Regions from separate parts of the Homo sapiens genome. Here regions 2 and 3 are each linked to region 1. The links are chromatin contacts, found by Hi-C or POLR2A ChIA-PET in ENCODE. All regions are on one chromosome and are shown on one strand. The core of a region is the stretch at or near the end of the contact, and the rest is flanking DNA. Distances in the headings are between cores, read along the strand shown.

What was found. Hi-C counts contacts between places; a loop is a spot of excess contacts on that map. ChIA-PET counts read pairs that join two places held with the same protein, here RNA polymerase II (POLR2A). Pooled maps may share reads with other maps.
Region 2: a map of naive thymus-derived CD4-positive, alpha-beta T cell shows a loop between it and region 1 (23-fold over the local background). The contact joins the promoter of CHRM3-AS2 here to the promoter of FH in region 1. A Hi-C loop is called at or near these places in 1 of 168 maps with a recorded cell type or tissue (naive thymus-derived CD4-positive, alpha-beta T cell) and 6 of 50 pooled maps. POLR2A ChIA-PET finds 5 or more read pairs at or near these places in 1 of 52 experiments (activated T-cell).
Region 3: a pooled map shows a loop between it and region 1 (3-fold over the local background). The contact joins the enhancer-like site here to the promoter of FH in region 1. A Hi-C loop is called at or near these places in 3 of 50 pooled maps.

What each region holds. Positions count from the first base shown.
Region 1 is chr1:241,518,013-241,521,041 of GRCh38, forward strand. It overlaps FH (fumarate hydratase), which reads right to left and starts at 1,743. Exons shown (of 10, transcript NM_000143.4): 1 at 1,579-1,743. The coding sequence starts at 1,710. RefSeq lists silencers at 1,178-1,447, 1,623-1,905, 1,728-1,857 and an enhancer at 1,521-2,117.
Region 2 is chr1:239,717,771-239,720,724 of GRCh38, forward strand. CHRM3-AS2 (CHRM3 antisense RNA 2) reads right to left here and starts at 1,349. Exons shown (of 3, transcript NR_103776.1): 1 at 1,180-1,349. The region is part of intron 5 of CHRM3 (cholinergic receptor muscarinic 3); the gene reads left to right.
Region 3 is chr1:243,420,279-243,423,241 of GRCh38, forward strand. All of the region lies in intron 15 of SDCCAG8 (SHH signaling and ciliogenesis regulator SDCCAG8), which reads left to right. Among named protein-coding and RNA genes, the nearest start is that of MIR4677, 76 kb to the left of the region's middle. Within about 2 kb of position 1,698, at least 9 of the 41 ENCODE cell types and tissues checked have a DNase peak (open chromatin) inside an H3K27ac peak, as active enhancers do.

The DNA.
Region 1 (3,029 bases), core at 493-2,992:
CCCCATAGGGACTGTCTTATTTACAGGGCCTGGTAAGTGGAAGGCACTCAATAAACAGTATCTTTCTATTGAATGAATTTGTATGTGTTCTTTTAAATAAAAGGTACCTTAGGGCATCAAGGGTTATGTGAAATTCTCAACATTAGCAACAGGAAGAACTTTTAACAAAACCAACAGAGATTTTGGACCTGAGAATGGTTAGAGGGCAAAAAGTACCAGAACTAGAAAAAACAAAAACTACCTCCATCTGATTTTAGCTAACATTACAATTCTAAGAGCAAAGTAGTGCTGCTATTTTTTGACATTTGCATCAACAGGATAGATTCAGAAGTTCTCCAGTCTGCTTCCCTTTACAAAACACTAAATAAACAATAAATAAATTTAAAAATATGTAAAGGTTTTAAAATGCCCTAAAATTATTCGAGCAGGGAGTTCGAGGAATACAAAACATCTCTGATTCTGTAGTATAGTTGTATATCGTAGGTATAGTGACCCAATCAAATTATCTTGAAGTTTAGAGTCCAGAAAAAGTACTGGCCCTTTGAAATACCCTAGATGGGGCACTTATTTAATGAGCACTCGCTACATGGTATTTTCACATGTGCAGTTTTGCTGAGTAGCTGTAAGTATTTCAACTTTGCATACGGATTTGAAATCACATCTCTTAGATTGCAAACCTCATGCTACACCAGTGCAGAACTGTAACTCTTCAACTATCATTTCTCAAACGTTTCCTAACAATATACATATGTATTTAAAGCTTTTTAAAAGCCTGCATTCCTAAAGATGACACTCTAAAGAGCAAAATGACTTACGTAAGCATGTCATAACCTGAACTTGGATCTTTAAGTTCTTAGCTGGCTTTCTGAATAAAAAGTACCGATTCAGCTCCTAGCCAATCTGCTCAAACATGCTTCAGAACACTATGCCCGCGGTATTCGGAATTGAAGAGTTTTACAACAATTACGGGGGAAACCATAGTCAGCCTAACAAACTGAGCATGCAATTTCAAAGGAAGTAAAATCTTCGAAGAACCTTCTACCCCACCTGGAGGGCCTGAAAGCAGTGCAGTGCCCCTTGGCGAAACAAACCACAGTTCAGAAACCACTAGATGCACAGGCGGCCAGTGTCCGGCCAGCAAGGCCCAGCTATGGGGCAGGACGGTGCGGGAGCTGCCCCTCTCCCAGCACCCTCCGCCCACGCCGGCACTGTCCTTGAGGGCAGCGCCCCGGGGCTGGGGGCCTGCGCGCCAGCAGCAGCGAAGTTACCTCAAAACGCCCCGGCCTCGGCCCGCCACGGACGGCTCCGAGGAGGCGCCGGGAGCGGGCCCAGTAGGACCCTCTCTGACAGCCCCCGTCCCTCCCCAAGCGCTCTCCCGGGCTGCGGCTCCATCCCTGCGCCGGAAGAGGCGTCCCGAGGCCGGGAGGCCCGCCACGCCGGCACGGGCGCTAAGCCCAGAGTCTGGCGCGGCCCGGACGCCCGGGGAATCTCTCCCGCCAAGTCGCGGGCGCCCAGGCCGGCAGGCAGGAGGGCTGAAGGTCACTGCGGGGAGGCCGGGGGATGGCGGCCTGCGCTCACCATTCGAGCCGCGTTCGGAGGCCAAAACGAGGGCACGGCCGCGCCACCCAAGCCGGGAGCCGAAGCTAAGGCTGCGGCTGGAGCCCGCACGAGGGGACGCGAGCGCGCGAGGAGCCGAAGTGCTCGGTACATGGTGCTGAGGGAGCTTGGGTAGAATTTCTGGGCGGCTGTGGCCACGCCTCCACGCCGGTTGTCAGAAACCGTTCCGCCCACCGGCCTCCGCTCTTATCCAATCAACAGCCTCACACCGACAGGTGGGGCAGGACCAATCGTGAATGACCAGTAAAGAATGAGGGGGCGGGTTAACTTTCTAGTAGTAGTGTGGGGTGTAAGGCCTTCGGATTCATGGGAAACTAGAAAGAAGGGAATTATGGGAAAGGAGGCTCAGGTTATTCTTGGAGCCGGTCTGATTTTTACGTGTGGCTGTTAGAAGGCGGGAGTATTAGTTGGTGAATCAGGTCGTGTTTGGTTGGTGAAATATCCTAGAAAGAAATATTTATTGTTTTATTTATCATGTAATCACTCATTACACGTTCTTACTACTGAAATCTTTCTTCATTTCTTCCAGATTGTATCTTCTGTGTAGAAATTTTGGGAAGTGCAGCAAAGTGTAGATAATGAAATAGTAATTATTCATAATCCCACAACTGAAAAATAAGCTACTTACTTATTTCTTTTAACTTATCATTTTGAGATCGCTACCGTTTCCTTTCTCTTCTTAGCCTATACCCTCAGAACTCTTTTTTTTTTTTTAATGTATTGTGGAAGACGTACACAATTATAGGGAACCTCGGAATTTTTATTATTTGTATATCGTTCTCCCAGTTTTTTGCATAGCTAATTTATACATTTTCAAATTAAAGGCATATTGTTTTAATATAATAGTTGATTACAGAAAAGCAGGAATTGATATAAAATTGCATCTGAACCACAGTTTTATCTTTTCTCTTTTCTATTGCTTGGAACCAGATGACAGTAAAGAGAGAGCGATCGGATGTTCTTAAAATCAAAAGTCCAGAACCTGCAAAGCCAAATTTATGAGTCAAACTTACAAACTTGCCAAACCTTTTGGTAACATTATGTTATTTTGTGACTTATAAATTTGACACATATTTAAAATATAAAAATTCAAATGAGATTGTAATAGTTGAACTACAATCAAAACACACTAGAAAACTGAATGCAAATTCTTTAAAACATTGCTAATAATGGAATGACGTTTTGTTTTTGTTCTCCTCCTTCCCAGCAGGTATCATTATTGTGTATATCATTATTTTGATGCATCCTTTCAGTTCTGTGTATTTTTTGCTTCATACACTAATATACAAACAATGGTTTTAATATTTTACTTTAAAGTTTTACTGTTGCATAATTGAACTCTATGCTTTTAAGATATAGCCATGATCTTTTAAAATTAATCATATTGGATCACATGAATATGAAATATTTTA
Region 2 (2,954 bases), core at 99-2,598, 1.8 Mb before region 1:
TCCTCCTCTAGAACTGACATTCCTTGGGGCCGTGTCCTCAAGTGACGTGTCCTGCTCTAGCTAAATGGCAGTAATCTGTGTTTGACTCCAGCAGTTTATCAAGCTATGTCATTTTATGCCATGTCAGTTTATAGAGAGTGGCACAAGATACAACAGGATAGGGAAGCTGAGTTTTCTATTTGTCTACTTCATTGAAAACATGATTTTGTTTACTGACAAGTAAATGGTATAGGTGTAAGGAAAGAGTAGCAACTACCATATTATTTTGCCAGAATCCTCATGTTACCGTTTCAAAAAATGCCAAGAAAGATGACAGTGCATGTTATAACATCCCTTACAAATAATAGCAAAGCTTTAATCAGCTGCTACACAGACACACTCAGGATTGAAATGCAACCTACTAGGGTGAAACATGACAAGCGGTTCATTGAACACTGCGCAGAAGGTAAATGAAGTGTATATTTTCCAATCACAACTGGAATTTTAAGTGAGTGAAATGGAATAAACTCAGTTTGGAATTTGAAATAAATTCACCATGGAATGTGTCTTAGAGACCAAGGTTTACACTAGCGCTATACAAACTCCTCAGCGTGAAACATGACACAAGGTGAAATTTTCCTGGCATCTTAGAGTCAGATACTGACTTCTGAAGGACCAGGGCACAGACATTTCATCAAGAGCTATTTGTTTCTAATTGGGGAAGAAAATACAGATGTTTATATAATACTCTGGGTCAGGAGTAATATTCCACCTGGTACATGGAGTTTTGTACACTTTTTCAGAGGTGGTATTTCTAGCTGAGTGTTAGCAGTAAAACATTTTCATCAAATTTCCATTCTTTTTTTTTTGAAGCCTACTTGCATAGTTCTAAGGAGTGTCATAGCTCACACATAGTGACACTGATTAGTAAAAATAAGAAGTGATTGAAGAAAACACAAGGAAAGAATCAACTTGAAGTCATTCAGAAGTAACCACTAGTAGCAATTTAACTACCCTGTTGCCAAAGCTCTTTTCTTAAATTACAGATCCTCATGAGCTAGTAAGTTTGAAGGGGAGTCATAAAGAGGAACAGGCATTATACGCAAGGCTGAAGAAGCAGTTGGTAACTAACAGTACATCTTTTTCTAAGGTAAGTTTAAGGTCACAAAAAGACTTAATGTACAGAGTTGAAAAACTTACATATTTCTTAGAAGCTTAGAAGTTATGAGTTTAGTTGGGGCTCCAGGAAGATGCAAGATGCTAGACTCCAAAAAATAAGAGAGAGGTCCAGTGTAGAATAACACTCTATAGATTAAAGGAGGACTCAAGAGTAGAGGAAAAACTTAGCAAAATACAGGGCTATGAGTTAGGTGTTCCTAGTTAGAGTCTGAGTGTCCGGAAATGATGAAATGGGTGAGCTCCAAGAATGCAGGATATGTGAAATTGGTAATCAGATCTACTGGTTTGCTTGTTCTGAGTGTATCGTTAGGGTTTTTGGGGACTGGTGTTAGTGGTGTTGGCAGAATTAGTCCCCTGCTCTTGGTTATACCTGTCCACTTTAAACAGTAGCTTGTAGTTATTTAGCCCTTAATTGCATTCAGGTAAAACCAATATAGCACCCTATAATTCAGCAAATATTTGTTTTCCTGGCAGTATTACAGTTTCAGGGGGCAGTTCTAAGGTGATTACAGTTTCCACTGCTTGGAGCTTTCTGTATATTTATCCTTGGATTAGACTCAAAGTAAGCTGATTTTATCAAGCCACCGGGTAATTCTGACCATTTCATCTGGCGATTTTAGTACGGTATTGTTGCAGCTGACCTGTATACGTAAGGAATTACTGGGTCATCAGCTCTGGGGAATGTCTTTTGATTATGAACACATTTTCAGCATGTGTCCACTGAAGGTAAGGGGCAAAGAATTGCACGATCTACTTGAATGCCTGTTTAAATAGATAAAAGTGGGATTTTGGGCACGGCCTGGTTATATCTTCTTAAACGTAGGTAGTAGAGCCGCAACTCAGCGTAGCAACAAGAGATCTTTTGAACAACTGAACATTCAGATGAAGCAACTATGTCCTTCAAACCACATCCTTCCTGCTGCCTGTGGGAAAGGGGTGATATTTGTGTTGAGCTCTGAGCACATGCAGAATAGATCTGTGTGTATTTCCACAAATAAAAGGACATTGTGTGTGTGTTTGGCACCTGGGATGGCAAAAGCAGTTAATTGCTTCCGAAAGCTTTGTTCCAACCCAGGGATCGGCAGGATTTTTAAGCACTGAACTAGGAACTGGGCACTAAAAATACTTATGCAGAAGACCTATGATAGCAGTAAGTTTACAGAGCAGAGCTAAGACTTGCAAACCGTGTTGTATCTGTGTCTTTACTTACTATGGTTGAGAGGAAAGGATTTACACGCTGCGTTTGCAACCTGCAAAGTAATGAGCCGTGTTGTAGTAACATTTTGAGATATTGTATGTTGTGTTGTTTATATGAGGATCATTCAGAATATATAGAATATAAGTATATGTTTTTCTAAAACAAAAAACTTTGCCCTAGTTTCTTTGCATATATTGTTCACATCATGTTCATATAGTCACTGGCAGTTAATGATTTTTGTCATTTAGTCAGAAACAAAGTAGTGCTCTGCCTCTGAAACCCCAAAAAAACCTAAATTAAAGTAAAATTAAAAGATGTATTAAAATTAAACTTGGATTATCAAAATGAAACAGTAATGCTCTCGTGCCACTCAACGCCAGACTTTTCATGTTGCAGATAGCAAGTGAACAGAAAGCTAAGCATGAACATATTTTAAATGCTCCTGATATTTTCAAATGCTTAATCCTAAGCCTTAAAGGGTTTTATCTATAGAGATTTGGGGAATTTCAGTGTTTCTTTTTCTTATTTTAGATTTCCTGTTAAGTTATTCTCCAGAGTTTTTATATAAAATGCACGAATAAGCATGATTTAACGAGAA
Region 3 (2,963 bases), core at 448-2,947, 1.9 Mb after region 1:
ATGGGAATTAGAATTGTGTATATAGATACGCATACATACACGTATCAAGTGCCTAGCACAGTGCCTGACACATAGTAATACACAGTAGCTGCTATTATTTTCACTGGTGGCATTTTTAAGGGTCTTGACTGGTAATTTGGGTATCACTTTACATAGCTATTGTCTTTGCCAGGGAAAGTCTGACTGTCATTTTCCGACGGACATAAGTCTATGCCACAATGAAAGCCTTTTTAAAACAGCCAGATCAGGAAAATGTGGATCTAGTTGTATTTTGTAACTCTGATGAATTAAAGCAGGCACCTACTCTAAGTTTACAATTTGACTCAACCAAGGCCTGGCAAGTAGTAAACACTTGATAAATTGTTACTTACTATTTTTAAAACTCTCAAGCGCCCCTAAAACTTACGAAAAGTGCATTTTGTGTGCCTCACAAGAAGGTAGTGAATAGGACAAATTTTGATTTTAGGGTTGTTTGTTCTTAATTTCTTTTAGTTCCAGTTTCATTTCTCCCTGGCTTCTTACTATGACATTTTCAATAACTCATTCATGTTAAGTTTTACATTCCATTTTGATGTTACCTTCTGCTTTGAAACCACCTATAAAACTTGAAGGGCTTAAACTGCTTCTTTTAAAATACAAATTATTAATGTAGTAAACTCTGAAGAAGCCCTCCAGGAGTGTGCCTCTGCATACCCCATGCCAAACTATTGGGATAAATAATTTTCCCTGTGCTTTGAGGTAAGGAAAATCTTGGAGTTTCTAAAGTTTTGTCATTGTGGAAACTCAGTCTCCAAATTTATACTTATGCAATCCATATGGTAATTTTGGTCCAGCTTTTCCTCAGAGTATTACAGTAAAATTCTTCTTGAAAAGTAAGTGTATTTATTTTGTATTGAGCAATAATTAAGACATATTTTTCCTTCCTCTGTTACTAGCAACATTACTCTAAGAGTCTTGTTTTTCAAAATACCAACTAAACAAATAGATTCCTACCATTTAAAACAAGATTTTAAACTCACAGATCTAGTCATTTGACTGAAGCCCATGCAGAATGACGGGAAAGCTGAGAGCATGGGCTCGGCGTGCACGTACGCCCTTACTCTCTGCCCCAGCTTCATGCTAGGCTGCTCTGTTGCTCTGTGAAAATGTTTTGAAATGGTACCTCCGTGTGTGTGTCTGTTGTATGTGTTTTCTCCCCAAGGAGACCGTAAGTCGCATTATGGCAGTGACGACTGCTTCTGTTTTCTGGAAGCCTCCATAGTGATTAGCACAGTAGTTTGCGCGCTCTGTGTACTCCACACTGCACGTAGTGGTGTCTGTAACCCCGGGGTTTGTGAATGGCACGTCCCATTTTAAAACTTAAAATGAACTGCCGATTCTGTGCATGTTGTATAGCTTGTTTTTGACCATCAGGCAAGAGAATTAATTCCATTTTGCTTTTAATTGGCACCAGGCAGACATTCTGGCTGATTTTAGTTGAAGCTCACATAAACTTTCGCTATCCTTCCTTCTGTATTCCCCAGTACTCTGAGAGCTTATTATAGTTATGGGGTTGTTTTTTGAAGGAGGTAAACGGAGCTATTTAAATATCTTCGGTACAACTGTGATTTTTCTTTATCAAAGTGAAGGAAGTGTTCTCTCTCCCCACGCGCTTAGATGAATCAGCAGTAAAACGTTGCAGTGCGGTTTGCAGTGCTATCTAACACCTGGCCTGGGAGAGCTGGAAGGATTGGGTGCTGGCAGGGAGTGAGCCTCTGCCAGCCACAGAGTGGAGAGAAGTGTGTGCTAGGTTTTAGCTTCCACCTCTTGCACACTGAAAAGAACAGGATAGAGCATAGAACCAGGGTCTATGTGGTTTTGCTTCTTTCTTTTCTGTCATTGTCACTTTCTGGGTTGTGAGGCTTGTGGACTGATGTCTAACACTGCCCATTGTGTATTTGTGATTTGCGTTTTGTAATTAAGAGGAACAATGGGAGTCCATGGGGTCTCGTTATATATAATGGTTGGTTTAATTTGTTTCACTTCTATCTTGTTAATTGTAAATTGATCATTAAGATTTGAATTCTAATCTGTCACCAGGGTTGTGAGTATTGAGGCTAGAGCAATGATCCCGGTTTTAATCACTGATGATGAGAAACAAATTTTATAATTTTGGTACATATTGCAGTTCATATATTTTAACACTATACTTTATGGTGTTATAAATATTGTTAAATGACTTTTAGTGTAGTTTTACTGTGTGGACTATAATGTGTAAATTATATTACTGTTTTGGCAACAGTAGGTATCCAACTGTGTGAGTTTAATTGAGGTGAAGAACACACACCCGGTTGAACTGTTTTTTTCCTTTGCATGTTTAGATGATGTTAGGTTGGGATACTATAAAAATTATATTTTCTACAAGAGGAGACTGATATTGGCCTCTGCTAATTGTTACCAAAAGTCAAACTAGAACCTAAAAGAATAAAAAATTAAGATATTGTATTTCCCTTTGAAAGCAATTATCATTTTAATCCGAATTATAGTAGTAAAATATATTTCATGCAAATGCAATTATGCAACATAACTGGTATATAAAAATACAGGGGAAAGTTCATGCTTCTGTAAAGCCAGAAATTGCCTGAATTTTCTATGAAAATGGATTAGAGTCAATTATCCTTTTATATGACACAGGATAATCATGCCAGAAATGTATCTCCTAACTAACAGAAAACTTGTAAGTTTACTCTTTGAGCTTTGCAAACTACTAGTTCTAGGAACATATCGTGAGCTGCAGACAGAAAAAGGATGATGTGCAGGCATATATGTCAAATTTTTATTGAAAAATGGAAGTTGGTAGGCAAATTACAATTATAAACAAAGAAAAAAACAAAAATGTGAAGCAGAAAAAAAGATTGTTGCAATACACACTTGATAGTGATGTGTACTTTATAAATAACATTTATATTTTTGGGATTATGTAA